4 separate regions of the Homo sapiens genome follow, and regions 2, 3 and 4 are each linked to region 1. A link is an interaction called in ENCODE POLR2A ChIA-PET data of the cell type or tissue named here. Cell type or tissue: MCF 10A. All regions are shown on one strand. Links, peaks and the distances in the headings refer to the core of each region. The heading gives the core; the rest is flanking DNA.

What was found. ChIA-PET counts read pairs that join two places held together with the same protein. Peaks named below come from ENCODE experiments on the same cell type or tissue, not always from the same donor. Only the 100,000 strongest peaks of a DNase experiment are listed, where the experiment ranks them.
Region 2: POLR2A ChIA-PET joins it to region 1 with 16 read pairs; 6 of 35 experiments call an interaction of 5 or more read pairs at or near these places.
Region 3: POLR2A ChIA-PET joins it to region 1 with 21 read pairs; 5 of 35 experiments call an interaction of 5 or more read pairs at or near these places.
Region 4: POLR2A ChIA-PET joins it to region 1 with 32 read pairs; 5 of 35 experiments call an interaction of 5 or more read pairs at or near these places.

What each region holds. Positions count from the first base shown.
Region 1 is chr4:127,627,412-127,636,011 of GRCh38, reverse strand. It overlaps INTU (inturned planar cell polarity protein), which reads right to left and starts at 3,055. Exons shown (of 16, transcript NM_015693.4): 1 at 2,832-3,055. The coding sequence starts at 2,977. RefSeq lists enhancers at 3,026-3,205, 2,868-3,407. In MCF 10A, for the core only: no CTCF peak of the experiment used is centred there; DNase peaks (open chromatin) are centred at 3,111 and 4,401.
Region 2 is chr4:127,685,031-127,692,239 of GRCh38, reverse strand. INTU (inturned planar cell polarity protein) reads right to left here. Exons shown (of 16, transcript NM_015693.4): 8 at 4,373-4,562. Among named protein-coding and RNA genes, the nearest start is that of SLC25A31, 42 kb to the left of the region's middle. RefSeq lists an enhancer at 4,354-5,553. In MCF 10A, for the core only: no CTCF peak of the experiment used is centred there; no DNase peak of the experiment used is centred there.
Region 3 is chr4:127,696,742-127,703,395 of GRCh38, reverse strand. INTU (inturned planar cell polarity protein) reads right to left here. Exons shown (of 16, transcript NM_015693.4): 9 at 3,333-3,386. Among named protein-coding and RNA genes, the nearest start is that of SLC25A31, 30 kb to the left of the region's middle. In MCF 10A, for the core only: no CTCF peak of the experiment used is centred there; a DNase peak (open chromatin) is centred at 4,375.
Region 4 is chr4:127,704,180-127,712,779 of GRCh38, reverse strand. INTU (inturned planar cell polarity protein) reads right to left here. Exons shown (of 16, transcript NM_015693.4): 10 at 8,490-8,552; 11 at 6,968-7,189; 12 at 5,811-6,293; 13 at 4,112-4,209; 14 at 1,678-1,867. Among named protein-coding and RNA genes, the nearest start is that of SLC25A31, 22 kb to the left of the region's middle. RefSeq lists a silencer at 3,532-3,826 and an enhancer at 3,274-4,473. In MCF 10A, for the core only: no CTCF peak of the experiment used is centred there; a DNase peak (open chromatin) is centred at 3,589.

The DNA.
Region 1 (8,600 bases), core at 519-5,518:
CAGGTATGAGCCACCATACCTAGCCGAGAGATGAACTATTAATGGGGGCAACAACATGGATGAATCTCAAAGTAATTATGCTGAATAAAAGAAGGCAGACAAAAAAGAACATTCATACTGCACAATTCCATCTTTATGAAACTTTAGAAACTACAAACTCCTATAGAGTGACAAAAAGCAGATAAATGGTTATCAGGAGAGGCATAAATGGACTTAAGTAGGTACATGGGGAGACTCTTAGGCGAGATGGATATGTTCATTTTCTTGACAGACGTATACATGTTAAAACATCAAATTGTACATTAAAAATATGTGCAGTTTTTTGTATATAAATTATCCTTCAATGAAGCTATTTTTAAAGTCCCAGAAAAAAATTTAAAGGACATACCTCCCTTCTCCAGCCAATCCTTGTGTTTTAGGTGGAAGTTCCTTAGCTTTAACAGCTAATATCTCATTTAAAATGATTCCTGTTTCTCTCCATCAGCCAGTTTTAAAACTGATGTAACAACAACAAAAAATTCACTTTGAAAAATTAAAAATCCAAGTCACAACATTGACAAACTCTCTGTAACATGAACTAGGCATATTAGCTGGTAACTTGGCATTGTTGCAGGTGAATGTGTGATTTCTGTTATCTTAATGCTAAAACTAGCTAATGGCTCCCTCAACCCAACCAACCCACCAGTATTATCTCGGAAGCCTCCCAGGGTATGTGCCCATGTGTCAACTTAAGACATACTGCAGCAATATAAACTCTTATTCTCTAACAAACCTAAAACAAACCTATTAAAAGAACTCTACCAGAATTTACCATAATGTAATTTTATCTCCAAGATGATAAACTTTTAAATTCTATATTGACAATCACATACAGCTCAGGTACAAAGCATGTATGAAACAGTAACTTCTAAAAAGAACACGCAGTTAACTAAAACCTTGAAAATTCAGGATACTTTATGTGAGTCAATATGCAGTACAACTTCCTTAGTAAGCTTCACGTAGTCCATGAAATACAATAGGAAATTCATGTCTTTGCTTTAATGAGAAAGACTAAGGTTGGCATTCCTGTGCCTTTGATTAAAGAGTGGTTCTGTACAAGTTGGGAAGGCCACTGTTTGTAATGATGACTGCAGCTTAGGGAAGTAAACATCTACCATAAGGGAAGAACCGAACATAAGCCTTCCTGGTAAGTTCAGCAAATTAACCCTCATGTCCTACAAATCAAGAAGGGACAGACTTAAAATTTGAAACTTGGTAGGACTTGAAATACAGACCAGCAAAACATCTTATGATAGGGATTTTCTATACTTTTATTATTAGGAGGATAAAGACACTAGAACATGTGGCGTGATTAGTGACATGTGAAAAGCTTAATGATCATTTTTTAAAAGCTAAAATATAACATACATACATGTATTTTGAATCATGAAATACTTTTATTCTTTTAAGTGACAAGTTCTCCTATCACAAGGTCCTCAGATTGGTCATTTCCTAGGAAACAAAGTTCACTATTTTAATCCCATCAAAGTCATGGTGGCCCATTAGGTATCAGGCGTCTTGAATTCTCACACTGACAACACTCAGCTGTGCAACTATACATGAATCATAGATTCTTTCTGGGCTAAAAGTATGCGACTCTAAAATGTGGAGAAGCCAAGAGTTTGAGTCTTACACTGTCTATGGCTTCACATACCAAGACCAAATAAGGTTCTATGTAATTCATATTTCCTTCCAGCAGCCTTGTGTAATAATCATGAATTTTAAAATTATTTTTTTAATGCCTACAGCAGATTACAAAAAAATACGATATTTTAAAATTTGTTTAAGTCTTCAAGAATGTATTAAACAGGTTTCCCCACCATACTTTTAAAGGCAATGATAAAAATCTTTTACATACTGATAGGTAAAAACAATTGCCAAATAACAGTTGCTCCTACATACATATAAATGATTTGTAACTGTTGTTCCTAAATACACATAAAATGTCATCCTAAAACTGACCAGGTATGGTTGTCCATTACTGGGTTAGTTGACATTTTGGCACCAAAACTTTTTCACGATTAGTCATTCTCTTCAAGCTACTGCTAGTTGACTTTTCTAAAGTTCTTAATCCATAGCAGTAAGGGGTAGATTTTTCTTAAAAATGAAGTAGCACTGAATACTGTGAATCAAAATAACCTTTTCATGGCATTATTAAGAAAGTGAAACCTTTAGGTATCTGTATTTTTAAAAATTAAATTATGACGTAAAATGGAAAACAAGAAAATCATGGAGATGCATAGGAAAATACAGCAGAAATATCCAGAAGTGCTGAGAGGTTGTCCTTGATGGTGAGACTATGGGTGGGCGTTCCTTCTGTTATATAGCTATTCATTTCCATAACAGAAAAAATCTACATAAATTTAACAACTGCCTTATAAAACGCGTAGGGTGTCTCTCCACTCCAAATACTAAAGAGATTAAGCCACAAAGGTCACACCAAAGAATCAAGACACTGCGATCGAAACAGAGTTTTTTGAACGCTGTTACAGATATATCCTCCTATGGCCTAGACAGAGCCCATGACCAAAAAGAGGAGATTCTCCTCATCTAAGAATCATTGAAAAAACAAAACAAAACAAACAAAAAACAACCTACAGTAGCAAAGAATGGCATCGTCATTTCTGCTCACACCACCATACAATGGAACGTGGTGCAATTAAATCCCACTTATTATAGAACCCCAAATACTCGATTCCAACCACGCCAACACCCTTGCAGTTCCCCCAGCCCACGTGTATATTCTCTGGATTGATGGGATGGGATTAATTGTCCCTCTTTGAAAACCTTACTCATAATCGCTACTCGCTGAGGAATATGAACCCGAGTCGCTGACCCGATCTTCAAAATCATAGTCCTCATCTTCTTCTTGTGAAGAGGGGTCTCCAGGGAGCTCGTCTGAGCTCGGACGCGAATCGCACGAAGCCACAGAGGCCATCGTCAGGAATGCAATAGCTACGAGTGGAGTAATTCAAATCTCGCAGCTATAGCTTGCTAAGGCCGCCATGTTGCCTCTGCTTGGGAAGGGGCAGAGGCCATGTGACCACCAATCCTTAGCTGCAATTGGTGGCAGGTCGCGTTGCCAGGGAGACGGAGAAGCTTCCCAGAAGAAACAGGGAGAACAGAAAGCAGCCAATGGGCTGAAACTTCCAGGAGGGCTTCTCAGTTGGAAGGATAGAAATAGCTAAAACTTCACCGCTTACGCTCTCCGGAACGCAATTCCTTAGAGCAGCATAACCTGTTAAAACAGGCGGAGATGCACTGGGCTTCTCACCTTTTTCTTCCAGTGCTGGATATCCAGTTTGCTCTTTGTCCTGTGTTTCTAATGCCTAACAGCTGTCGGTCAGCCTGGATTTCCTTCGAGGTGAAGGAAACCGCACTTTACCTTTCCTTAGGACCTCATCCGTGCAAGTAATGGACGCTTTTAAGCAACGCGATCTAGGTGTTAATGTAAATACGCTCCATTGTTTTATGGGTTTCATATTGTTTCGCAATTGCAAACATTTTCACGGTTATCCCAAGTGGGTATTGTAGAGTGCCACAAATGAGTGGCAATCCTGTGGAATCAACTTCATGTTCATTTTCTAACTCAAAATTTTATAATCTAATTAAGTGTTCTCATTATTAAAGTTGGAAGTGTAAACAGGTAAAATCTACCTGTTATTTATGAATACCTATATCAAGTATTTTTTAAGTACAAAAATAACAGCTAGCATTGATTGAGAGTCAGCCTTGGCTCTGCTCACTTTATTCATATACAATGCTGAGCATTCACATACTATGAAGTAAATATTTTCTCTATATTAAATAAGGAAACTAAGCTTTAGAGAAGTTATGCATCTTACTAATGGTTACATGGCTAGCAGTCAACAAAGTCAACCAAGAAATGAACCTAAGTCAATAACCATTACATGAAATTTCCTCCCTCAGAACCCAGTAATTCAACTATTAGATATCTACTCTGAGAAAGGATGCAAATTTATAAAATTTGTAAAAGTGAAAAGCTGAAAGCAATCTTAAAATGTCAAATAATGGGGGAAAAGTTAAATATATATAAAATATGATGATTATGATTTTAACTAGAATGTGTTCAAAGAGTAAAGCATGGGGGAAATGTTCATGTTGCAGCGTGTAAAAAAAGGATATAATGTTATTTTATGATCTAAAAGGCTGGGTGCTGGGGATTCTCTAATGGGCAATTATAACATAGTGATAAGTATTACAATAAATACAAGGTTCTAATGGAATATCCAGAAAAAACCAAAGTAGTATACGTGGGGCCATGACAAATTTCTTAGAGGAAGTATTAATTTATATTGTTATTATGGCATGGTTCCAACAGAGAAAGAGTAATGGGAGATGAGTCATCACATGGCCGGTATGGGTATATGCATGGAGAACTCAAAGGAACCTGAATTGTAGCTGTTGCAGGGGCAGAAAAACTCTACCTCCATCTTCTTAGGGTCCCAGCTGGGCCTGAGAATTAAACTTACCTAAAATAGATTAACAAAAGAAAAGCAACTGGAACTTGTTATACAGATGTTGAGGCCCTGCTCCACATCAACAGGATCAGAATCTCCAGTGGAGGGGCCTGGAAATCTCTATTTCAAACAAGTGCCCCCTGTGATTCAGCAAACTTGGGGAACTGCCCTAAATTTTCTCTCAGTTCTGTGCTTCATCTATACAGGCCAACTGGCCATTCCCTGAATAGGCTGGAACCCACTCCCACCTCGCAAATTTGAGCCTGGCAGACAGACCTCTCTCCTTGCTCTAGAATCCAAGTTTTACATGGCAGGGGAGCCCTCATAAAGAAATGAAGACCCAAAGAAGCAGTTAGAGTCAGTTAACTTATATACTGGATTGGACAAAGAATAGTTAGTTGTGAAGAAGCAACTAAACTAAATTGGGAAGCTTAAAAGATAAGTTATTTTAACAAGGTCTGTACAGAATTCTCTTGGTTTCACTTCTATGCCCTTGAGAATAAGAATGTTACATTTTTCTAGTATAGGGAGGGTGTCTTTCACATGGGAGCTTCATCTGTTGCTTTTAAGAAGCAGCACAAAGGCACTTGCTGTTTTTCAAGTGTATTAAACTTAAATGGCCAGGATAGTATATTTTACCTTCCTCACAGCCAAACAAGCTGCAGTATGCAGCTTATACTTTTAAGCTGAAGTTTAGTTGTATTTACATTAACTGTACATTACATGTACAAATATACATTAAACTATGTACATTTGAATTTGTATATTACATGTACAAATGTACATTAAACTATATACATTTGAATTTCCTAGGTTTTATGGTTTTGTTTTAATTTCTAAATGTGTTTTTATAGTGTTATAACAGCGATTACATTTTGTAATTTATTTGTATTAATTCATAAAATTGTTTTCATCTTATATAGGAGCTATAAAGCACAGATTATACCTCATTTATTTAAAATTATAATTAAAAAACTTAAGTCATCCATGGAAATCCACAATAGTTTTTCCTTAAAAGAGGTCTATATGTTACTAAAGTTGAAGAACAGGAGGAGGAGTTTGTAAAGGGGTAATGGGCAAAAGGAGTGTCAGAGGCATTTGAACCAGAGCGACTCCATCTTGAATAGGGGCTGGGTAAAATAAGGCTGAGACCTACTGGGCTGCTACTCAGGAGGTTAGGCATTCTTAGTCACAGGACAAGATAGGAGGTCGGCACAAGATACAGGTCACAAAGACCTTGCTGATAAAACAGGCTGCGGTAAAGAAGCCAGCCAAAACTTACCAAAACCAAGATGGCTACAAAAGTGACCTCTGGTCATCCTCACTGCTCACTATACGCGAATCATAATTAGAGTACAGTGAGCAGTGAGGATAATGAGCATTAGTTGCTAAAAGACACTCCCATCAGCATCATGACAGTTTACAAACGCCATGGCAATGTCAGGAAGTTATCTAATATATTCTAAAAAAGGGAAGACCCCTCAGTTCTGGGTACTACTCCCCCTTTCCCAGAAAACTCATGAATAATCCACCCCTTGTTTAGCATATAATCAAGAAATAACTATAAGTATACTCAGTCAAGCAGCCCATGCCGCTGCTTTGCCTATGGAGTAGCCCTTCTTTTTTCCTTTACTTTCTTAATAAACTTGCGTTCAATTTACTCTATGAACTTGCCCCGAATTCTTTCTTGGGTAAGGTCCAAGAACTCTCTTGGGGTCTGGATTGGGACCCCTTTCTGGTAACAGGAGGTCCTTGAGGTGGTAGGAGGGGATAGCATCCAAGGCACAGAAGGAGGGATATGACCTCCCTGGACACCTCTTCCCTAAAACTAGAAGAAAGAGCCAAAGAAGGGTGCTGGTGTGGATGGTGACTTGCCAGTTTCAGGCAGGAAGCTGAGGCAGTCTCCATGTGACAGTGTTTATCGTCTGGTAAGTAGGCTGCAACCTTGCCAGCTGAACGTGATGGAGGAAGTAATGGGGTCGGAAGTTTGAAGAAAGTGGAGACAGGAAGGAAGGGAAACAAATATTTCCATTAGCATTGAGATCCAACAAAAAATGTATTACTTTTAAAATCAGAGAAACAATATTATTTTAAAAAGCTGGAGTCCCTATACTCATTATTTTGAGTTTCATGGTAAAATATATATGCTTACTTTCACCACAATCTTAAACATTAGAAATGATTTAAGATTCCATTTCAAAATAAAAAGTGCTTTAGTTACCTCTTTAATAAGTTAACCTTTCCTTGTTTTAAAAGCAACTTATTGGAAGTAAAAAATAAAATAAGAAATTAAAAAAGGACATTTACAAATTTTAGGAAAATATCACATTTTCTTCCTACAAATTTTTCATCAATTTTTTTTTGTAAGCATCTAGTAGTTTCATACCCTGCCTCATAAACCTTGCATGGCACCTCCTTAAATAGAGAACAAAGTCCAAACTGTGTAGCTTCTTTTAAATTTTTTTCTCCAATTCTACAAACAATTGAACACCAATTCAGAATTAAATGGTTTATTCCATGTTACATCGTAAGTTAATCAAGCTGATCAACTTGTCTATTCAAAAGAATCAACTGGAGCTTGTTATACAGATTTTGAGGCCCTGCTCCACATCAACAGGATCAGAATCTCCAGGAGAGGGGCCTGGAAATCTCTATTTTAAACAAGTGCCCCCAGTGATTCAGCAAACTTGAGAAACTGCCCTAAACTTTCCCTCAGTTCTGTGCTTCATGCATACGGGCCCACTAGTCATTCCCTGAATAGGCCGGAACCCACTTCCACCTCCTGAATTTAAGCCTGGCAGACAGACCTCTCTCCCTGTTCTAGAATCCATCATCCACGTAACCTTGAGCAAATGACCTCCACAAGCTTCACTTTCCTTATCTGTAAATTCAGAAAATGGTACTTACTTCACAGGACTGTTTGGAATCTAATGAGTTAATGCATGTAAAGTACCTAGCACATAAAGCATCAATAAAACAGCTATTTTATCTCATTTACTCACACAGTTCTCTTACTGTGGAATGATACTTACCCAAAATTCATTTGTTGAAATACTACACCTTTCTTCAAGATCCAATTCAAACAGCACCTTTTCCCAAAAGCCCTCCTAGACACATCTCCTACCTCAGTAAGAATTCCTTTTTCTACTCTTTCCTCATAATCTATCCCATAAAATTAGGTTATAACTAATATCAGTCTGTCTTATATCTAAATTAAATAGGAATACATCTATCATTGCCACCAAATGACAATCTCCTGGAGAACCTGACTGGGTCTTTTTTTTTTTTTTCTCTTCAGTCTTTCACTTGTCACAAGGTTGAACTGGAGCAAAAAATGCCACATGAAAGTATACCTGCTAGGACGTTAGCTATATTCCTGAGTTACGTTAACTCCCTTGGCTAATTTACTTCCATGTGTTAGTTAAATGGATAAAAGTGAGCAACAACAAAATTTACCACCTCGCTTTATCTTTCATCAAAGAAGAAATAATAGCAATCATTTTTATCCTTATTTTAATTTTCAGGTTGTAGTATCAATTAGTCATATTTCTAAATTTACATATCATATTTCTACTAACCTTGCTAATATTTAATAAGCTTAGATATTTTTGAAAGGATGAAGAAAGGAAAGGAATAGGATGCCATTTTCAGGGCCTTTATAAGAATATTCTGTGTGTTTCATAATTAGCAATTGCAAGAAGATTTAAGAGATTTAGACTGGGGTATATTTTCATTTTCTCTTTTCCACTACAAAATGACCAGCCATCTTCTGAAGCCCAAATATGTTTAATTTAATGCATATGAGACTTGACATCCTTATTTCCATAGATTACCATCTTGATTAGGCGAACTACAATTCTGACATAAAATACACCAGAAAAGGACATAATTAAATATTTAGTATCGTTAGCAGGTTCAGGAGCTCTTTCTCTAGTAGTAATAGAAGCTGGCAATGAGAAGTAAATGAAAATAGGGCCACATGAGGTCATATTCATTAAAAATTTAAACTACAAGGTAAAAATTATGTAAGAGTTTTGTTAGAAACTAATATTGCCTTAATTGTGAACACAGAAATAATAA
Region 2 (7,209 bases), core at 2,210-7,209, 55 kb before region 1:
CAAAAAGGGAACACTTTTATACTGTTGGTGGGAATGTAAACTAGTACAACCACTATGGAAAACATTGTGGAGATTCCTTAACTAAAAGTAGATCTACTGATTGATACAGCAATCCCACTAGTAGGTATCTACTCAGAGGAAAAGAAGTCATTATACAAATAAGATATTTGCACACATGTTTATGGCAGCACAATTCGCAATTACAAAAATATGGAACCAGATGCCCATTAATCAACGAGTGGATAAAGAAAATGTGACATATATATATATATATATACATACCATGGAACACTATACTCCGCCATAAAAAGGAACAAAATAATGGCATTTGCAGCAACCTGGATGGAATTGGAGACTATTATTCTAAGTGAAGTAACTCAGAAATGGAAAACCAAACATCATATGTTCTCACTCATAGGTGGGAGCTAAGCTATGAGGATGCAAAGGCATAAGAATGATACATTGGACTTTGGGAACTTGGGGGAAAGAGCAGGGGGTGGCAAGAGATAAAAGACTACACATTAGGTACAGTGTATACTCCTTGGGTGATGGGTGGACCAAAATTGCAGAAATTGCCACTAATGGACTTATTCATGTAACCAAACACCACCTGTTCCCCAAAAACCTACCGAATTAAAAAAAAATGGGCCAAAGGCCTTAACAAACACTTCACCAAACAAGATATTCAGAAGGCAAATAAGCACATGAAAAGATATTCCACATCATATGGTCATCAGGGAAATGCAAATTAAAATAACAATGAGACAGAACTAGACACACAGTAGAATGACCCAAATCCAAAATACTGACAAAACTAAGTCCTGACAAGGATATGGAACAACAGGAACTCTCATTCATTGCTGGTAGGAATACAAAATACAGCCACTTTGGAAGACAGTTTGGTAGTTTCTTACAAAACTAAACATTCTCTTGCTATTTGACCAAGAATTAATTGCCCAAACATGGGAGCAACAGAGATTTTCAGCGAATGGATAAATAAACTATGGTATACCTGAACAATGAAATACTATTCAGCATTAAAAAGAAATGAGCTATCAAGCTGTAAAAAGACAAAGAGGAACTTAAAATGTATATTACTAAGTGAAAGAAGCCAATCTGAAAAGACTACATACCATATGATTACAACTATATAACATTTTGGAAAATGCAAAATGATGGAGGCAGTGAAAAGATCATTTGTTTCCAGGGGTTAATGGAAAGGGAGGGATGAAAGAGAGGGATAGGCAGAACACAGAGGATTTCTGGGGCTGTGAAACTACTCTGTATGATACTAAAAGGATGGATCCATGTCATTATAATCTGTCTAAATCTATAGAATGTACACCACCAAGAATGAACCCTAATGTAAATGATGGACTTTGGGTTATTATGATGTGTCAATGTAGGTTCATCAATTATAACAACTGTACCCCTGTGGTGGGGAATGTTGATAATGGAGAGGCTATGCATGTATGATGTATGGGGGAAGGGGGTACGTGGGAAATCTGTACCTTTCTCTCAATTTTACTGTGAACCTAAAACTGCAGTAAAAAATAGAATAAAAAAAACTTCAAATGTTATTGTTGTTCAAATTTTATATTAATCAAATAGAGCTTTAGACTACTTTAGCAAAAGGTATCTAGCTCTCTTCCCAAAAGTATTGTTCTTAATCTCCTAACTGGACTACAAAATGTAGAAAACATCTAAGCCAGATCCTCACTGTTTCCTGTGTATTAATTTCACCTGCTCAACCTGACTGTGAACATCTAGAGGTTTTTCTGGATTCTGCAAAGCATGGCACAGACTTGAGCAACCGGCACAATGAACACTGATCTCCACACAGCAGTGTTAGACGTAACAAGGATAAAAGCAGCCAAAGCACTGGCAAGATAAGCAACAGCTATGGTTTAAGGCAATGAATTAAAAATGTATACCAGAATTCACACAGTGATTTCTTAATTTGATATTCTTTTAGGGTGAAATAAAGAAAAGCATATAAATCTTTTAAAGAAATATATGCTAAATTAACAAAAATCTCAATGAAAAAGAGGTAGCCTTCACATGGAATCTGTAAGCCCCAAATAGACAATACTTTAGAACATCTTAAACTTCTTCGAGGGAAGATAATATTTAATGTATCTAAATTCTAAACACACTGCCCCTAAAACATTAAGTACCTCTACTATCACAGAAAGAAGGGACTATATATTTTGAGGGAAGAGGTTTCTTTAATGAAGAAATTCTGACAGAGGGGCAAGAACCTAAGTAATGGCCAGGTAGAATGGCAAGCCTCACGAGATGGTACCTTCTGACTCATGAAGTGGGCATGGGCCCTGTGACTGAGGATAAAAGACCCCAGAATGGGCATGAGACAGTCTTTGGAACCAGGGTCTTTCTCTTTTAAAGGTAAAGTTATCTAGTTACTTTCTATGTTTCTATCTATATCGAACACTTATATCCTTCCCTTCCCTTCCCTTGCCTCTTCCCTCCCCCTTTCCTTTCCCCTTTCTTTCTCCTTTCCTTTTTCCTTTTCTCTTCCCTTTTCCCTCTTCTTTTTCCTTTTCCTTTCCTTTCCTGAGATAGGGTCTCATTCTGTTGCCCCACCGTAGTGCAGTGGTGCAATCATAGCTCACTGCAACTATGATTGAGTGGGGAGCCCAACTCCTGGGTTCAAGTAATCCTCCCACCTCAGCCTACTGAGTAGCTGGAATACAGGTGTGTGCCACCATGCTCTGCTAATGTTTAAAGTTTTTGTGGAGATAGGGTCTCCATATGTTGTCCAGGCTGGTCTTGAACTCTTGGCCTCAAGTGATCCTCCCACCTCAGTCTCCCAAAGCACGAGGATTACAGGCATGAGCCACCATGCCCAGCCAATGCTTATATATTCTTATGAAAATATTAGGTAGAATTATATATCTCATACTTCTTAGTTTTTTATACAATTTAAGAAAATGGTAGGCCAGGTGCCATGGCTCATGCCTGTAATCCAGCACTCTAGGAGACTGAGGCGGGCAGATTGCTTGAGCTCAGGAGTTCGAGACCAGCCTGGGAAACATGGAGAAACCTGGTCTCTACTTAAAAATACAAAAATTAGCCAGGCATGGTGGTGTGCATGTGTAGTCCCAGCTACCTGAGAGGCTGAGGTGAGAAGATCACCCGAGCCTGGGATGTGGAGGCTGCAGTGAGCTATGATCATGCCACTGCACTCCCACTCCAGCTGGGGTGACAAAGCAAGACCCTGTCTCAAAAAAAAAAAAAAAAAAAAAAAGAAAGAAAGAAAAGAAAAAGAAAGAAAGAAAGGAAAGGGTAATTATTGTCCTGAAATATCAAAAGACCAGGCAGTTGATAGAGCTAAGGACAAAAAAAATACCAGAAGGCAAAGCATCTTTTGAACATGCTCTAACACCTCATCTCCTTTCAAATAGTAATTGTATAATAATGCTCCCATAACTACAACTACAATGTGCCGGGCACAATTCTAAATACTTCACGTGTAATAACTCATAAATCTTCCATGAAGTAGGGACTATTATTTCCTCCATTTTACAGATGAGGAAACTGAGCAAAGTGATTGATACATCAATTTAAATAACTATTAAGCTGTCAAAAAGGCATTTATTTGATCATACATTGTAGAGTCTTATGAAGAGTAGGAACTTGAATTAGGTTTCTACTGTAACATAGCCTAGGTTTCTTCAAGAGCAGAGAAGTGGCTATGGCATAATGCCTCATTTAATACTAATACAAATGCTGTAACTAAATAGATTATATGGTGATCTACACTGATGAAAATGTCTGAAATAATCTTGTCAATCATTCAATAATAAAGTTATTCTAGGTTCACAGATATAACTAAAATCATATTGATAATTCTTAACCGTCATACAGTTTTACTATTGGTATGCGATCCATGGGACAAGCCAAAAGCTAATCACATATGTTCATGTAAAAAAAGATTTTGGTAGACTAGTGGACTTTGTATTTTAACTGAGAATACTGTTAGTCAACCATGTCATCCACTTTTTTTTTTTTTGTACAGAAACATAATTCTAACTTGATAACCTTACATTATAAAATCAAAGTCACAAAATTCCAAAGTAAGACACACCATTTAATTACGATTTCTGAAAAGTAGTCCTAGCTTGGATAAAGCTTAAATTTAAAAGTAAGAGGAGAGAGCTAATTTCTACTTATAAAGGATAATTTCTCTTTCTGGGTTTATTGCACTGGACCTCCTACTTTGTCAACCAATTGCCTCTTTAATTTTTAACCATAATTCCAAAAATAACAAAAAGTCTACGAAAAAAAGAGAAGATACAAGATTATAATAAGGCACCTGGTTCTGCTTCTGCTTTATAATACCTAAGATTACCTTGATTTCCAGTGGAAGTGTGAGCCACCGGACTCCAGGGAGGTTGTCTAAAAGTACTGCACTGGAAGCATCGTACTGCTGAGCACTGGGACTGGCGCTGGAATGCAGTTTCGCAGGCTGAAGTGCTCTTTGAAAGAACAAGTTAAAAAAATGATCCAAACGAGGAACATTCTCAATCTGGCAAAAGGCACTGGAGAAATAAGAGCTGTAAGTTAGAACGACATATGGAAATGGTGGTCATTTTTTGTGTGCTCCTAAGGGAACTGGATCTTTCCCAACTACATAGGCTATCTTCCTCACTCCTCTCTTCCTTCAATAGAATTGCTGCTAGAATGTTACTGACGGATTGTGTAAAGAAATTTACCCTGTCCAAACTTTTTACCCTAAAACCTACTCTCAAGTGTATCAAGTAGATGGCTCTATGGAAGAACCACAGGGCTAACACAAGTGACATATTTATAAAAGAAAGGGCTGAAGTACCCTTTTTGTAAAAAATGTAGGTTGTTTTTACCTCTGACTGTCTTTTAACCATTTACAACTCCTGAAATCTTTCAGGCAACGTGGAATGATAAAGAGATTTTGAACTTTGTAATAGAACAGATCTGGCTTATCACAGCTCTTTCTAGGTAGCTATCACAGGCAAATCACCTAACCTTTCTCTAACTTTGGTTTCCAACTCTGTAAAAACAGGGTTAATACAATCTAGCTCACATGCAGAATGCCTAGAACATAACAAGCATAAGTTCTTATTATGCTTATTATTTACTGGTAAACAGTAAGTACATAATAAGCATAAGTTATTTCCTCCCCTCTTTACTACTGAAGGTATAACATTAAAGAACTCAAAAAACAAAATGACAGAAAAAACCGAAATACTTGGTTTTAGCCATATAAAAGTAACACAGCATTGACTGCAAGCATTTATTGGAACAGCTCACTGAATGACAAAATAGCAGGTACATATGCTATCGGCATATCAAAATAATTATTTGCTGATTCATCTAACAAATATTTGAGTGACTACTACATTCCAGGCACTATTCTCATTGCTGGAGGTATGGCAGTAAAAATATCAAGACAAAAGACAATGAGCTCCCATGAAGCTTATGTTCTAATGGAGAAAGACAGCAAATGAACAAAAAGTAAAAAACACAAATTCATATAAAGGACTATGCAGAAAATAGCACAATATGAATGGGTGGTGTGACAGATTGGCTATTTTAGGTTGAATGGTTGGAGAAGAATCTCTGAGAAAGGGCATTTGAGCTGATATTCCAATGTCAGAAAGATCCAGCAAGAAGAAAAAGTACAAAAGCCCTGGGCTGGGGAAAAGCTTTGCCAGGGTGTTTGCAATACAGTGCAAAGGAGGCACGTGTGGTTTGATATCTGAAGTCAGAGGGGTAGGTAGGAACCAGATAATAATGTAGAAAGATCACGCTGCTATATGAAAATTAGTTCAAGTGGCAAGAATGAAGGGAAGGAGACCAGTTAGGAGGCTACTGTAGTGTGTGAGAGATAGCAGTGGCTGGACAGGGCAATAATAAAGATAAAGAGAAATGGACAGATTGGAGATTTTGAAGACAGACTGATCAGGACTTGCTGATGAATTAGTGGGGAATGGTGAAGGAAATTGTTATAGCTTTAATTTGGTCACAACGTTAAACTGTTAGTATATAGTCAGTTTTCTGTGGCTCATAGAGAATTAACCAGCTCACAACTTTAAAAAGATAATCAAGTCTCTACACTTTTTGGTCTTCTTGTAATTTTTCACAATTGGCCCTTAATATCTTTCATAATCAGAAAAAAAGTTGTTATAAAAATTTATTACAAAATGTCTATTAATAACATCCTGGATTCACTGTGCTTCTTGGTTTTAAGAACTCAATGGATCTTCACATTTATTATCGTAGTTTGCTCTTTAAATTCTCACTTGAAGTAGAAAAGAGTTAAATTTGCTGCCATCAAAAAGATACTTCCACTATCAATGGAAGATAAATTTCAAGATGAAAGAGAAATTAAGTCCCTCTGTCCCCAGTCTACTCTAATGGAATTTGTAGGACAACTCCAATGGACTATTTATATGTATGAAAATCATTGCAAAAATTTAATCTTTGATAATCTCTGGTTTTATGAAAACAGAAAGCTTCAATTAGGGCAAAATATGGCAAAGTTTTCTTCTGTTGAGTAAACTTAAAGAGGCAGTTCATAACCACATTCTTACTCTTCATTGGTTAAAACTTTCCTTACTAGTAAAAGGTAAAAGCACTATTTATGGATGCCCAGCTCTTTGTAGCTCACTTATCTGGAAAATGTTGGTAAGCAATCAGGTTTGACAGGGATGTGCCTCCTCAGCAGTTCCTCTAGAGAACACTGCAAACTAGATAATTTTCCCAGATGACACAATCACAGAAAATTCCTTCATGATACTGTAAGAACAATGAGAACAAAGATCCACTATAGATAAACAGAGAGCTGATATCACTATGGTTTGGAAAAATGTATAAACTGCCTTTGGATTTTTGTACTGATATACTCCTAAGGCTTTAAACATAAAGATACCATTTTAGCCCTCAGAAATACAAGAACAAAAGTCACTAAGAGAAAAATCGATTTCCCATACCCAATTTTATGTTAAATGTTACCTCAAATTTCTGCCTTCCAATCAAGAAGGTTAAAAACGCAAGAAGCAGAAAAATATGCATAACAGCATACTTTTATTAAAAAGGGAGTATGTATATTTTTATTGTATAGAAAATATATGGAAGGACACGAACAAAACCAGTCAATACCGTCTCTACTGTATGTCTTTTTAAATAATAGTGCATAAATTTTTTACT
Region 3 (6,654 bases), core at 1,655-6,654, 66 kb before region 1:
GTGAGAGAAAGGGATAAGCGAAGGTATTTGCTTTTAATAACCATGCTTGGAGCTTCACCCCGTACACAGCTATTACTTTTATAAGTTTTTTTTCTTTTTAAAAAACCCAATGAAACCTAAAGAAAACTAAAAACTGGAAATAACCCAGCCATTCCTCAATTGGGGAATGGATAAACAAATTGTGATACATGCATATGATGGAATACTACTATTCAGCAATATTAAGGACTGAACTGCCTGTACAATAGCAGGAATGAATCTTAAATCCATTTATGCTAAGTTAAAGCCAGACACAAAAATTACCTACTGTATGATTATTTATTTATTTAAATTCTCAAGACACATGTGGAGTGTCTGGTTTATTCAAAGGGGTTGTCAGAGGCCTGACCATGGAGCAGGAACCAAATAGTTGGGAACTGTGGGGCTGAACAGGGCAGGGATGCCCAGGTATGAGAAGGTAAAAGGAGGTATGCTGAGCAACCAGAGCAGCATTAGGGCCAGGCTGAGCAGGATGATTCACTTTATATTACATCCTGGAAAAGGCAAAATCATGGGGACAGAACACAGATCAGTGATTGCCAGAGGTTGGGGGTATGGAGAGGGGTCGACTCCAAAGGGGACAGAAGAATTTACTGAACATAAATTATACCTTAATAATATTTTTTAAAAACTAAGGAAAACACAGCATTAGGATATAAGATTAAATCTTTAATCTAATTTCACCAAAAAGTGTAGAATAGATCCTTATTTTCATATTTTTTTAAAGGCAAAATTCAATGTGAAGTGTTCTGTGAGTTTTGACAAATGCATATAGCTATGTAAGTGCCACCAAAATTGAGATGTAGAACAGTTCCCTCAACACCTCCCTACACCAACTTTTTTTCTGAGTAGTAGTCCATTCCTGGATATACCAGAATTTGTTTTGGTATTCACACCTGCTGATGGACAGTTAAGTTATTTGAGTTGTTTCCACTTTTTGGCTATTACAAATAAAGTTGCTTTGTATACAGGTCTTTGTATTACATATGCTTTCAGTTCTCTTGGTTTAAAAAGATAGGAACAGACTGGTTGAATTACATGGTAGGTATATGTTTAGGTTATTAAGAAATTGCCAAACTGTCTTCCAAAGTAGTTGTACCATTTTACATTCTCAATTTATCCATTTTTTCTTTTATGAATTATGGTTTTCTTTCTTTTTTTTTTACTGTATCTAAGGAATCAAAATAGATTATTTTTTAACCATAGAAAATATTGTTAACTCCACTGCTCATTAAAATAGTGTTCTATAAAGGCAGGAATTAGATTTTTAAATTAAACATTTTGGATGTAAGTTCCAAAAACCAGATATTTTAATACTTTAGATCTGAACTGCTCCTAATAGTTAATATCCATCTAAACATTTTCCATTACTCAAAAAATTATGAGCCATAAGAGTTTACCATCCCTAAATTTCTATTATTTTTACAGACAAAACACCCTTCCATTTGTTTAGGGTGTTTGTTAAGACTCAGTTACCCTTTCAAGCTAACATTCTCCTCCCACTTTCACTGGCGATCTTCTTGAGAATAATCCACACCTCATGGCTTTTACCTCCTTACTTCCCATTTACTTTGTAAAAGAACTTTTATTACTGAGAATTTTAGCATATACAAAAAGGGAATTGTATAATTAGTTCCTGTATAGCCATCATCACCCAGGTTTAACTATGACCAGTCCATGGCTTATCTTGTTTCATCTGTATCATCATCTTCCCTTCCTCCTGCTGAATTATTTCAAAACCAATCCCAGATATTATATAATTTCATCTGTAAACACTTCAGAATGTATGTATAAAACAGAAGGAATCTTAAAATACATATAATCATACCATTATCACAATATAAAGAATTATTTTCATCTAATACCCAGTCATTAGTGTTTACTTTCCTTGAATGTATGAGACTCATGAATAGATTCAGCCTCATCTATGAGATTCGTTGTCTCATAGAGGTTTTTAAAAGTTTGTTTGAATTAGGATCTAAGAAAGGACATACATACACTTGGTTGATAATATTCAGTCTCTTGTAACTGAGATCTCTCTCAACTTCTCTCCCTTCTCCCCCACCTCACGCCAGCCTTTTCTAATTTATTTGGAGAAGAAAGTGTCCTGCAGTATTTGCCAGTCTGGATTTTGCTGACTGCAACCCCTCTTCCAAAAATGGAGTAACTTAACATGCCTCCTTTTCAGTGGTATTTCCTATAAGTTGGTAGTTCAATCTTGAGGCTTCATCAAGCATATTTTATAGGTGTTCTGTGTGCTTCCATCAGGAACAACATATTATCTGCTGTTTTTCTGTTTGTGATATTAATAGCTATTGATGACCATTGCCTAGATCCATTAATTCATTGAGGGACTGCAAAATGGTGATATTCCAATTCTGTCAGTCTTTCTTGACATTTCAGTTAGACTACTTTCATAAAAAGAAGCTCTCCTTCACCTCTGTTTGGTAACCTTGACATATGGTTTAGACAAGAAAGGCAGGATAAATGTCTGATTTTTCTTCATTTAACAGTTTTCACAAAAACAAGTTAGTGCCCTCATATTCTCCAAAGTTGACTAGTAAGTTTCCTTTTTTTTTTTTTTAGTATCATTATGCACTCATGAGCTTATACATATCTGATGTGTTTCAATCTGTTGTAGTTATTTCCTTATAGATGTTCAACAGGGAGCCTCTTCAAGTTGTCTCATGACAGTTTGAGCTCTACTATAACCCTATTAATTTTTGGAAAGCTTTCTGAATTTCTGATATGACAAGATGTTCTCAGACTTATCTTGTGCATTTTCAGCCCCAATTTTGAATGAGCCAATTCTTGAGGAGTCCTGGTTCCTTTTGGTGAGAAATGTTATTTATACACCATGGTCTGGGTATTAGTGGTACTTATCGCTACTGCGATGGTCACTATTGCTAGGCCTTTTCATTGGCCATAGCTAGGAAATACAATAATTAAAAGATTAAAAACGATATTGACACTTCCAATTTAAGTACAGCTCTACAGGGTTCTTATTTAACTTAATCAGTATTACATCTATATTTATTTTCCTCAAAAGCTTAGTTCTCAGTGACACCAGTGTAATTAATCATTTTTAATCCCATAATATACATTATGTAACAACTGTTTAAACTCAGTAGAAAATCCTAAGGCAAGCAAAATAGATTTTGTCACTGTCAAAACAGAGGCCTAATGTGTATTTCAAGATTATTATATATCCACTTGGTAAATATTTAGAATAATGACTGTTATACAAAATAATTCAACATTGAGCCTTTTATAAAATCCACTCCTTCCCTTACCAGTTCTGCAAAATCTGCAGCCTCCAAGTCACTTAATGCCATGTCTAATTCCATCTATGTTAAAAAAAAAAAAAGAGTAACATAAACATTTGACTCATATTAGTTACTTTTTTAGTAATGGCCATATAAAAAGTGCTTAATTACTACTTGAAAAATTGAGTATCTTTCTCTTTTGTGTTACTTAGGAAATGTCTCAAAATGGAACATATTGTTTTTAAGCTTTGCCACTGTAAAACAGTTTACTTATTTAACATATTGTTTTTAAGCTTTGCAAATATAAAACAACTTACTCATTTAACATACCATATTTCAACTAAATCTCAATAACTGCAAAATGGTCTTCACATGTATTCAATGCATAGTAAATTTATGAGCTTCAAAAGTTGCTTTCCAGTTTTAAGTTAGAAATTAATTTAACCCTTTTGATTTCATAGAAGAAAATGAAAATCAGTCTTAAAGTAGCCAACTTATTTTGAGTTGTTCTCGATTCTCCATTTCTTGTATATTACTCAATAGTTGGATTCTTGAAAAATATCAACATTCTTCCCTGTCTTTCTCCTGGACACAACGTTTTGCATTCAAGGGTTGTCAATCTTTATTCCTAGATTAAAACACGAAGGCAAGTGTTCCTCTGGAATCTGGCACAGTTCAACTACCCCACAGAGTTATTAGAAAAAAAAATCTCTTACTTAGGATTTGGGTTTTGTTTCTATGGAAATTGCCTGAACTCTTTCATGTATCACCTTTGTTCTTCTTTGAAGCATTCCAAATTTAAAAACAGAATAAATTTAATCTGAAGTTTAATCTGTAATACAAATATATATACAAATGAAAACTATCGGCAATTGAATTGTGTGGCATACATGCTATTTGTGAATAAGAATCCCTTTTTTTTGAGATGGAATCTCGCTTTGTCGCCCAGGCTGGAGTGCAGTGGCGCAATCTCAGCTCACTGCAATCCGCCTCCCAGAGAATCTTTTTTTTTTCTTTAAAGGCCAAGGCACTCTCTGCAGGACTGTTTCACACACTAACTGTGTCTTACTGAGATGACAAAAGCTTTTGAAATATTAGTCATGCCTTTCAATGCTTTTCACACAGTATGAGTTATTACTCATTTGTGACCTACATTTTTCTGCATCTAGCAAATACTTCAGGTTCCCTTTTTTTGTGGCTATTAGTCTGTCTTGTGAAAAACCACAGGACAAAAAATTACCAATTTGTGGTATTTGATCTCAGAAACTGTTCAATGAGTTGCTATTCCTGCTACTAAACTCTACAGGCTAATTAGTATACAAGATTAATATATATGTTTGTTTATATTCCTTAAACGAAAACATACAAATATCTTTTCTCTTAATTATTTCACTGTACCCTAGGAAAATATGATTGAAAAAAGAATATCAAAATGAGGAAAATTCTCAAATATCTGGGAAGAAAAACTAAAGTAAGACCTCATTATATACTAAACCTGGAACAAATAGGTTTTTTCCAAGTTAAAAATAACTATTTAGTTTGTTTTTAAAAATAAACAAGCAAAAATAACTATTTCCACCTAAAATTGCCAGGCATGTTACCTCACACACGACTTTTTTTTTTTTTTTGAGACAGAGTGTCCCTCTGTTGCTCAGGCTGGAGTGCCAGTGGCACAATCTTGGCTCATGGCAAGCTCTGCCTCCTAGGTTCATGCCATTCTCCTGCCTCTGCCTCCCGAGTAGCTGGGACTACAGGCGCCCGCCACCACGCCTGCCTAATTTTTTGTATTTTTAGTAGAGATGGGGTTTCACCGTGTTAGCCAGGATGGTCTCGAACTCCTGACCTTGTGATCCTCCCACCTCGGCCTCCCAAAGTGCTGGGATTACAGGTGTGTACTCCCAAAGTGCTGGGATTACAGGTGTGAGCCACTGCGGCCGGCCTCACACACGTTTTTAACTAGATTTCTTTTGTGGACATAGTTTCACTCTGGTTGCCTAGGCTGGAGTGAAATGGCATGAACTCAGCTCACCGCAACCTCCGCCTCCCAGGTTCAAGTGATTCTCCTGCCTCAGCTTCCCAAATAGCTGGGATTACAGGCATGCACCATCACACCCAGCTTATTTTGTATTTTTAGTAGAGACGGGGTTTCTCCATGTTGGTCAGGCTGGTCTTGAACTCCCGACCTCAGATGATCTGTCCACCTCAGCCTACCAAAGTGCTTGGATTACAGGCATAAGCCACCATGCCTGGCCTTTAACTAGATTTCTTAAGGCATTAAATTCCTTAATATTTTCCATTAGAAGATACATACTCAATAAATCCTACTTTTTAATACAATGAGAAATCTCAAGAGAAATGGAATCAACCTAAGTGTTCATCAACAGATGAATGGATAAAGAAAATGTGCCATATATACATAATGGAATACTATTTAGCCATAAAAAGAACAAAATCCTGTTATTTATGACAACACAGATGAACCTAGAGGGCATTATGTTAAATGAAATAAGCCAGGCACAGAAAGACAACTACCACATGATCTCACTCATATGTGGAACCTAAAAAAGCTGATATCACAGAAGGAGAGAGTAGAATGGGAATGGTGATTACCAAAGGCTTGGGTAGTTAGGGGAGAGGGTAAATGAGGAAATGTTGGTCAAAGGATATACAATCACAGATAAGAGGAGTCAAATTTAAAAAAATATTTAGAACAGGTAAGCTTACAGAAATGAAAACTATGCAAATGATTGCCTGGGGATGGAGGGGTAGGGAGAAGAAGAAATTGGGAGAGGAAAGAGAGAAGTAAATAATAACTACGAATGGTCACGGAATTTCTTTATTAGATGGTGAAATGTTCTAAAATTGATTGCGGCGATGGTTAGGCAGCTCTGTGAACAGACTAAAAAATGTTGGATTGCACATTTTAAATGGGAAAATTCTATGATATGTGAAATATCTCAATGAAGCCATTAAGGAAAAGACCTTGATTAAGTTCACGTAACTACTGTTCAAGCTGAAATTTTAAAATACACTGAGTAGAGAATCTTGACTATTAAACTGCTGTGCTATACTGCCTTAAACGAAGTAATTGGCAATTTAAACGGATAGGGCTTTATTGGTCTAAAACAGTGAGGTTTAATAATTTATTCTCATGTCTCAGAATGTTTCAGTATAAAGTGAAGGTCTTAAAATATTTTGAACTAAAAAAATGAAATCACAACTTATCAAAACTTATATGGTGCAGCAAAAGTGGTGCTTGGGGGAAATTTATAGCATTAAATGCATATATTAAAAAAGAAGAAATATCTAAAATCAATAATCCAAGTTTCTATTTTAAGAAACTAGAACA
Region 4 (8,600 bases), core at 1,621-6,620, 76 kb before region 1:
GCTGTTCCCCTTGCTGGAAGCTCTGTCCCCAGAGAGCCACATGGCTTGCTCCCTCACTTCATTCAGGTCTCTGTTCAAGTATCACTTGACATGATCAGAGAGACCTTTCAAAATAGTCACTCCCACCTCTAATCCTTACCATGTTTTATTATTTTGCTTGACACTGATTCTTCTCAGCATACTATTTTCTAATTCTTCTCAGCATACTAATTTCTAATTAGAAAATAGGCTTCGTGAAGGAAGGGACTTTGTTTTGTCCACTGTTGTATCCCACGTTCCTAGAATAGTGTCTGGTGCAGAGTAGGTACCTCAATGTTTAAATAAGATGGGGAAAACTAATTTATATTACTAAATATTATCAAATAAGTAAATGAAATATTCCTTTATAACATTTATCAGTTAATGTTAAAAAGGGAAATAGGAGCATAAGAACCCAAAGCATACAGGAATATAGGGTCAAACACAGTATTTTTACAGAATAACAATTTCTGAGGACTCAAAAAAAAATCCTACAAGACACAGAATTTTACTGCTGAATGAACCTGGAGAGATGATGTAATTCAGCCCACTTGCTTCATAGCTAAGGAAATAGGAGGTGAGGCTCAGTCCAGGATTCCTTATTCCTTGTCCAATGTTCTTCCACTTTTAAACCCAAGTTCTTCACAAATTTGGCATCCCTAACACATGTATTGCTATATACATTACAACCATTTTCAGAGAGGTTTTTTGGCTGTATAACGTCACAAGTAAACCTCTGTAAGTTTTATCCTTTTCAAGAAATCAACACCTATCTTTTCCTGCCATTTAAATAATCTGATATTGTAATTGTACACAGCATTATTATTTATTCAACAGATAACAACATTCAATGAAACTTCATCCTGGATAGAAAAGCAAGCAAGCAATCAACCAACCAAATGCCAAAAAATTTGCATTAGTCTTGTGTCTATAGCTGTACCTTAACCCAGCAGTCCCCAACCTTTCTGGCATTGGAGACCAATTTCTGGGGGAGGGATGGTTTCAAGATGAAACTGTTCTACCTCAGATCATCAGGCATTAGATTCTCATAAGAAGTGCACAGCCTAGATCCCTCACATGCACAGTTCACAATAATAGGGTTTGCACTCGTATGTGCTGCTGATTTGATAGGAAGCAGAGCTCAGGCAGTAAGGCTCCCTGGCCCGCCACTCACCTCCTGCTGTGCAGCCTGGTTCCTAATAGGCCACAGAGAGCTACTGGTATGTGGCCCAGGGGGGTTGGGGACCCCTGCCTTAATCCATTATATTCCAAAATCCCTATACTATTGGCTAAATACTCAAAGAATTATCAGAGTTATTTTAGGAACCAATTGGTAGATATTATTACTCAAGTAATGGTTGAGTCACAGATATCAAATATGGAAGGTTAATTTACATTACAAACGACTGTATTTTGCTTTGCTGTAGAAAACACAGGTCTACCATATCCTGAAAAGTAACCCAAGACATCAGATTCAGTATAAAATAAAACCTTGAAGTACTGTGAGTATAATTGTTTTGGCACCCACGTTAGATTAAGTGACTATTTAAAAAAACTTAATGAAATGAAAACAATGCTGGGCATATTGATTAGATAACAGAATGCTTAGAGATCTGGAAATTAAACTGGCAGAAAACTGTATTTATAGCAGTGCCCTACCTCTTCCACCAATGTCTGTTGGAAAACTGCACGAATGGAAAGACAACACTGATGGAAATTCTTTATTAGCTGAGGGTGGATAGAGCCACTTAGCTGTGCCACCTCTTCAAGGGTAGGAGTAATAAAGATTCCTTGCACTGTTTCTAAGGCAACGTAGTGGAAAAGTGTGTTCTCAGGACCAGATGTCAGTCTTAAAAAGAAAAAAAATCAAAGAGAAGAAAAAAGAAATTTTAGTAAATTTTAAAATATTGGTTCATTTTGAATTTAGTAGACTTCTTATAAGCTTTTATCTACAATATAATATTAGTAGTATAATTAGGGAAGGGAAACTGGGCTAAACATTTAATTCCCTCTTCATCCGTAACTGAAGTACAAGCTAGGGTTATTAATTCCCTTAATGGAGGCAAATACTACATGTTATGCAAGGATAAGTAAACCTCAATTCATTTGCAAGTAACTTAATCATTCCTTTGCTAAACAACCCAAATTGGCTAACTGTCTCTTTTTCCATGGTTGGTATTAAATAATTCAGCTCGTGTCTGGCCCAGATAGCTATAAGCCATAAACAAGATATCAGTCTAGGGTAGACCACATATAAAAATACCTTCCAACAAATTAAATACATTTAAGTTAGTAGCATTAAAGTATTTTACCATGATAGTCAAACTGATGTTCCTCAAGAACTACTGGAATGCAGAATGGGTAGGACTTAGTTACTGAATGAAATGTTTTATATATTATTTTCAATATATTATATATATTGTATTTTACAAAGATAGGTGCATAAAAGGTTAGGATAATATATTACATCCTGTTTTATATCATGCTTTTAAAATGAACTACATCATATAAAAACATCTTTGCATGTCAATAATGAGAATAAACACACATCTTTGGCACCTTTTAAAATAGGAGAGCCTATGATTTACACCACATGTGAATTTATGTTTAAACCATTGAACTTGAAAAAAGAGTCTCCTTTTACTAGAGACAATGCCAACACAACATACATATTTTTAAAATTCTGATATGGAGTTAATAAAATTTCAGAGCAATAGTTTTTGTTAAATGGAAGACTAGAGTTTTGTGAAGGTACTTTTGGGTTCCATAAAAGGTTTGGTTCCAATTTATTTGTCTTAAAATCATGTTTAACTATCAAAAAATTAAACATTCATATTTGGAGGCATTAAATACTAAAATTTAACACATCAGATTTCTAATGTATTATTTTATGCAGACAAGTTACTTTGTTTTTGTCTTGACTTGAGAAAAAAAGAATTTTCTAACAACTTTGTAACACATATATTTGAACTTACTGTAAAGTGTTTCAGTGATTAAGAATGTGGTAGCTCTGTACTGTGTGTGTGTGTGTGTGTGTGTGTGTGTGTGTGAATTCTATTAGTACGTGTCTAGTTGTTCAAATAAAAGTAGGCAATTGAGTTTATTACACCAGTTGATCCCACACATGATGTCATAATTAAATACCTGCCAAGGCACAGGCAGACCTGCGTGTCACCACATAAGTGCACAAGAAGTGAATATATAACATTTCATATTATAATAATTACAGACAGTTTAAGTTGCTAAACATTCTCTCCTCACTCAGTTTCTTTTACCTCAGAATTCCCTACTCAATGAACGTTTGAAATTATACCTATTTTCTAAAGAGAGTGTTATGGGACAAGTTCCTTGGGACCCAAACTCTGAGAGTGAGATATGCCGGGAGGAAACTTATTAGGAAGTACTCTTGGGAAAAACAGCTGTAGGGGTGTAGTGACTGAGCAGGATTGAGCAGAGGGAGAAGATGAACTGTGCTGCAGCGGCAACAAGTCTCAGCCGATACCACTGTGTACTCTGAAGCTTGGCTGGCCTTTCAGAGTTGTCTTCAATTTAGGCAAGGGGCCAAGCCTTTGTACTCACTTATTTATTAGTCATTAGAAATGGGCTCCTCCCAGGGAGGAATGTAACCTTAGCTGAGTCAACAAGTTTCCGTGTAGGACACGGCTAGGGGAGTGACAAGGCTAGGGGAGCTGTGAGGCATTAGCAGCCACCATTCTCAAGTGTTGGAAAGGAATACCCTGAGCTAAGGTGTAACTGGACAGCACACCACTGCATCCACCAAACACTCTAAAAAATAGTAAACTCTAATTTAAAAATTATATTAAATATACAAAAGGGAGGTTACCTGTGGAGAGATAAAGGGAGACTTTCACATTTTGAAATATTACTTTGTGTGTTTTTCTCTTTCATAATACTAATATGGTCATTTTCCTAAATGTGTAATGAAATATTAAAGAAATACCACAGATATTACCTTTAATATGTAAGATATATCAGAATTACATTTGTTGAGTAAAATACATGTTATAAAATTGTACTTTCTCACTGTAAAACTTCCTGAGTTTAAGTGAACAAGAATAAGAAAGTTTCTTACTTCACTGTGTTATATATTTCTAATTCTTTTTCTGGAAGGTCCTTTTTCAAGTTTCCCAAATGAAATGGATTTGGAAGAGTAGACTTCTTTTTAGTGACCTGAAAAATATAGTTAAGTAGATCAGTTTATATCTAAGAATGGAATCATATAGCAGAAACAATTTAAAAATTAAACATCCTTCTGAGGGAACTACTTACCATTTGCAATGCTTCCTTTAAATATTTTTGATGCTAACTTGTACCTCTTGGCTTATCCATGGCTGACAGGGATCCCAGGGTCATGTCCTGGGAGGGCATGATGGTGTTCCCTGAAAACCTCCTACCAGAGCCATTACCAAATTTGTATGTATGCATACTTGTCTCCCCTCCCTAGACTCTGCACTCCTCAAAGTCAGGGGCTGTGTCTTATTCATCTCTGTATCTCCTTTGTGTAGTATGGCCCTTGGCACTTAGTAGGTATTCAATCAACCTTTGTTGAATGGCTGAATCTTAAAGGTTAACTCAATTTCTCTTAGGAGCTATTCATGGCTTGGTAATTCTTTAATCTGTCCAAATCTTTTTAGACTATTTCCTACCAATTCCATCGACTGTGATAATAGGTATGGTACTGATGTAAGTACTTCCAAATACACCCCACTTAGGGGTCCAAAAGTATTCTATTGTTTGGTATGAGGAGATTGCATCTGGTTATTTATGCCATGCTACTAGCATTTCATAGTTTATTTGTGCTCCTTCTCAGACTCCTCATCTGGTGTCACCTCCATCCACCCAAATGACAAGTTTCAAAAATGTTTTGAAAGACGACAGCATCACTAGAATAAGTACAAAGCCTCCCAGGGTGAATGTTTTGATAATCATTTGGATATTTTATGGTATTTTCATGGGAAAAAATTAGGAAAAATGATCTGAAAAATGAACATCCTCTTTAGAGTCAACTTTTAAATCTTTAAGTGTTACAAAGGTTCAGATTTTAAAATCTATAAAAATAGGATAATACACACAGAGACATACACACACACACACACAGACACACAAATACACACATTTAGGGTTCTGATTCTCTTTGCTGAATATTTCATTGGCTATTTAGTCAGATCAGCCCCCAACAGGCCCCACAGCTTGGATGCTCTCTGTTGTCATTGCAAATAGGGAAGAGATGAACACGGAAATTGAGATTAAAGTTTTCCTATTTCTAAGTACTGTTAAACAGATATGAATGTCAAGGGGTTCTTATCTTATTATTTGATATTTCTTTTTTTTTTTTTTTTTTTTTTTTTGAGACAGAGTCTCACTCTGTCACCCAGGCTGGAGTGACAAATCATGCAGTGGCACAATCTCGGCTCATTGCAACCTCTGCCTCCTGAGTTTAAGCAATTCTTGTGCCTCAGCCTCCCGATGCATCTGGGATCACAGGTGTGCACCAACGTGCCTGGCAATTTTTTTGTAATTTTATTAGAGACTGGGTTTTGCCACATTGGCCAGGCTGGTCTTGAACTCCTGGCCTCTAGCAATCTGCCACACCTGGCCTGATATTTCTTTTTCTTTTTGGTTCAAAATCATTGGTTTGCCAGCAGTGACTGAAATAACCACCATGTCAAATGAAGAATGGTATGCCACTAAAAAAATGTCTTGCAATTATAAAACAAGGACTGGAGAGACAACTTAGCTCCCAGAACATACACACTTGAATAAGCACACACCTTAAGCAAGGTCCCACTTTCTTCTAAACCATCAGAGCCCTGAGATTCTCTTTGCTTCCGTACTGCATCCGGTGTAGTATGGGGGCTAAAGCCATCATCTTCTCCACCTTCACAACCATTGTCAGATCCTCCACTACTACAGGAAGGACTAGGCTTGCGTGTCTTTAAGGAATAGTCACCAAAAAGCGTTCTTCTGCATGTTGGAGAAGTTGCTACTTTGGAAGTACCTTGTAGCCTACTGAGAATAGGCGAAGTGGTCAAGCTATCTGTTTTTTCACGTGATCCAGTAAGGAACCAGTCAGCACAAGACAAACAGGGGACTGGAGAAGATGCTAGCCGTTCATCTATGCGAGAATCTACTCCATCCAGCTGGTGAAGAGTTGTTTTGACTTGATCCACATATACACAGTCTGGTCCAGGACTCCCAATAGCTTTGGATGCGCAACCTCCAGCTTCTAATAGTACACATAGCATATAATGTTTCTATAGGGAAAAAAATTACAAATGTAGGTTTAGCTACCATGAAAATATTTACATAAAATGTGCATGTATAAACTTATAAATATCGAAGACATAGAGGCCTATGGCATAATCATGTGATGATTATTAAAAATTCCTCCGTCATCTTTCCTTTTTGGTTATTATTAATGCTTCTTGATCCCAGTTGAAAACAATCTTACATTGCCTTATCTTGATATACCATCAAACCACTTCTTTTGAGACACAGAATTCCCTAAGATAGCTGTCAAGAGCCTCAGTTACTGGAAGTCCTTTCATCTACAATTGCATATTTATTCTGTTTCTGATTCTATATTATTTTCATGTCTCCCTCTATCTCCCAAAACAAGCCAATGGATAAAACCACTATAGAAAGGGGAACAAAAGACTTTAAAAACCTGCTAAAATATTTTCTTAGACTTTATTAATATTTGTCCATGAGTATTAAATGGATGCAAAAGAAAAGGAATAAGGGGACATGTAACATTTCCTTGAATACTGATATTAGACATACTAATAATTTTACATGAGCATGTTTGTGTATTTATTTAGACAGTCAATAGATACCTACCTACCGCTGCATCCCTCAACCCCTGCCGAAAAGAAAAAAATAAAAGAAAAGAAGAAAAATCCTAAGAAAGAAGCTGAGGTAAACTTACCAAGCCAACAACTAGCAAAAAATATCTTCCTTCAGGTTCCGGAAAGACTTCAGTGCTTGAGTCTGCCAAAGGTCGGAGGTGATGCTGAGGAAACACTTCTCTCCATATGATCAACTGACCAATTCTTTGTTTTGCTGCTAAAGGCAGCAGGCAATAGTGGCGACAGTATACGGCAATATCAATAAGATCATCCTTGGGCAAATGACTGCATATCAAATAACCCTTGAATTTAACCACAAAGAGCAAAAGTCTACCAGTGATATAAAGCAATAGTCCCATAATATTTCTAAGAGTTTCATAGACACTTCTTCCGTTGGTTTAGAATATTCTAGTTTCAAATGGGGTAAATGAAGATATAGTAAAAGTAAATGTTTCTTTTCTTGAGGTCAAAGTAGAGCTCAAATGATAACTTAAGGTGTACCGACAGGTAGACTTCAGCACAAAGCAAGATCCCTTCTGCACAGCATAGCTTCAGTATTTGACAAAATTAGAAAATAACTGAATTCTGAGAATGGAAAGTCAAGAAGCAGGGGTCATGACAGAGACTTTTCACTGTGCACCCTTCCCTATTGCTTCTTTGTTAGATGTGTTTTATATTGTGTTTAAAAATCCTTTTTTAAAAATAAAAGTACTTAAATTCATTTGATGCTTTGCTTTACATGGACATGAACTAAATGTTATATAAGATTTATTTAAAAGATGTAGGTTACTATTTTTTTTTTTTTGAGACAGAGTCTCTGTCACCCAGGCTGGAGTGCAGTGGCACGAACTCAGCTCACTGCAGCTTCTGCTTCCCGGGTTCACACCATTCTCCTGCCTCAGCCTCCTGAGTAGCTGGGATTACAGGCACACACCACCATACCCAGATAATTTTTTTTTGTATTTTTAGTAGAGATGGGGTTTCACCATGTTAGACAGGCTGATCTCGAACTCCTGACCTCTGGTGTTCTGCCTGCCTCGGCCCCCCAAAGTGATGGGATTACAGGTGTGAGCCACCATGCCCAGCTGACTTTTCAACACAGGATAAAAAATACACTCTTTCAAAAGGAAATCCAGAAAAATATTAGTCTTCTCTCTTACAAACTTGGTTCTTTGAGTATTGCTTCTCCTGTGCACATTTGTAAATACTTTATACATGCTTTAGAATGCAATGAAACCATAAATATTTATTATATTTACAAGTATGTAGATGCAAATCTTGTTTTAAGGTCTTAATCTGGTCAGGCATGGTGGCTCACGCCTGTAATCCCAGTACTTTGGGAGGCCAAAGCAGGAGGATTGTTTGAGCTTGGGAATTGCTTAAGCCCAGAAATTGGAGGTTGCAGTGAGCTATGATTGTACCCCGTACTCCAGCCTAGGTGGCAGAGCAAGACCCTGTCTCTAAAATGAGAAAGCTCTTAATCTTATGGTACCTACATTTGAAAGAAAAGAGATAAATGTATTTTTCATGTTTGTAAAAGTTTTGAAAATTTAGTTCTCTTTATACAGCAGCTGGACATTTAGACTTCAAGCTTCAACTTACCTTGTAAAATAGAGAAGACCCCAAAATTGTATACAGCCGCCTCATGTCATAGTAATCCTCGGACTGGGGGAAAAATTCATAGTGGATTTTATATTTTTATTTTTTTGTGAT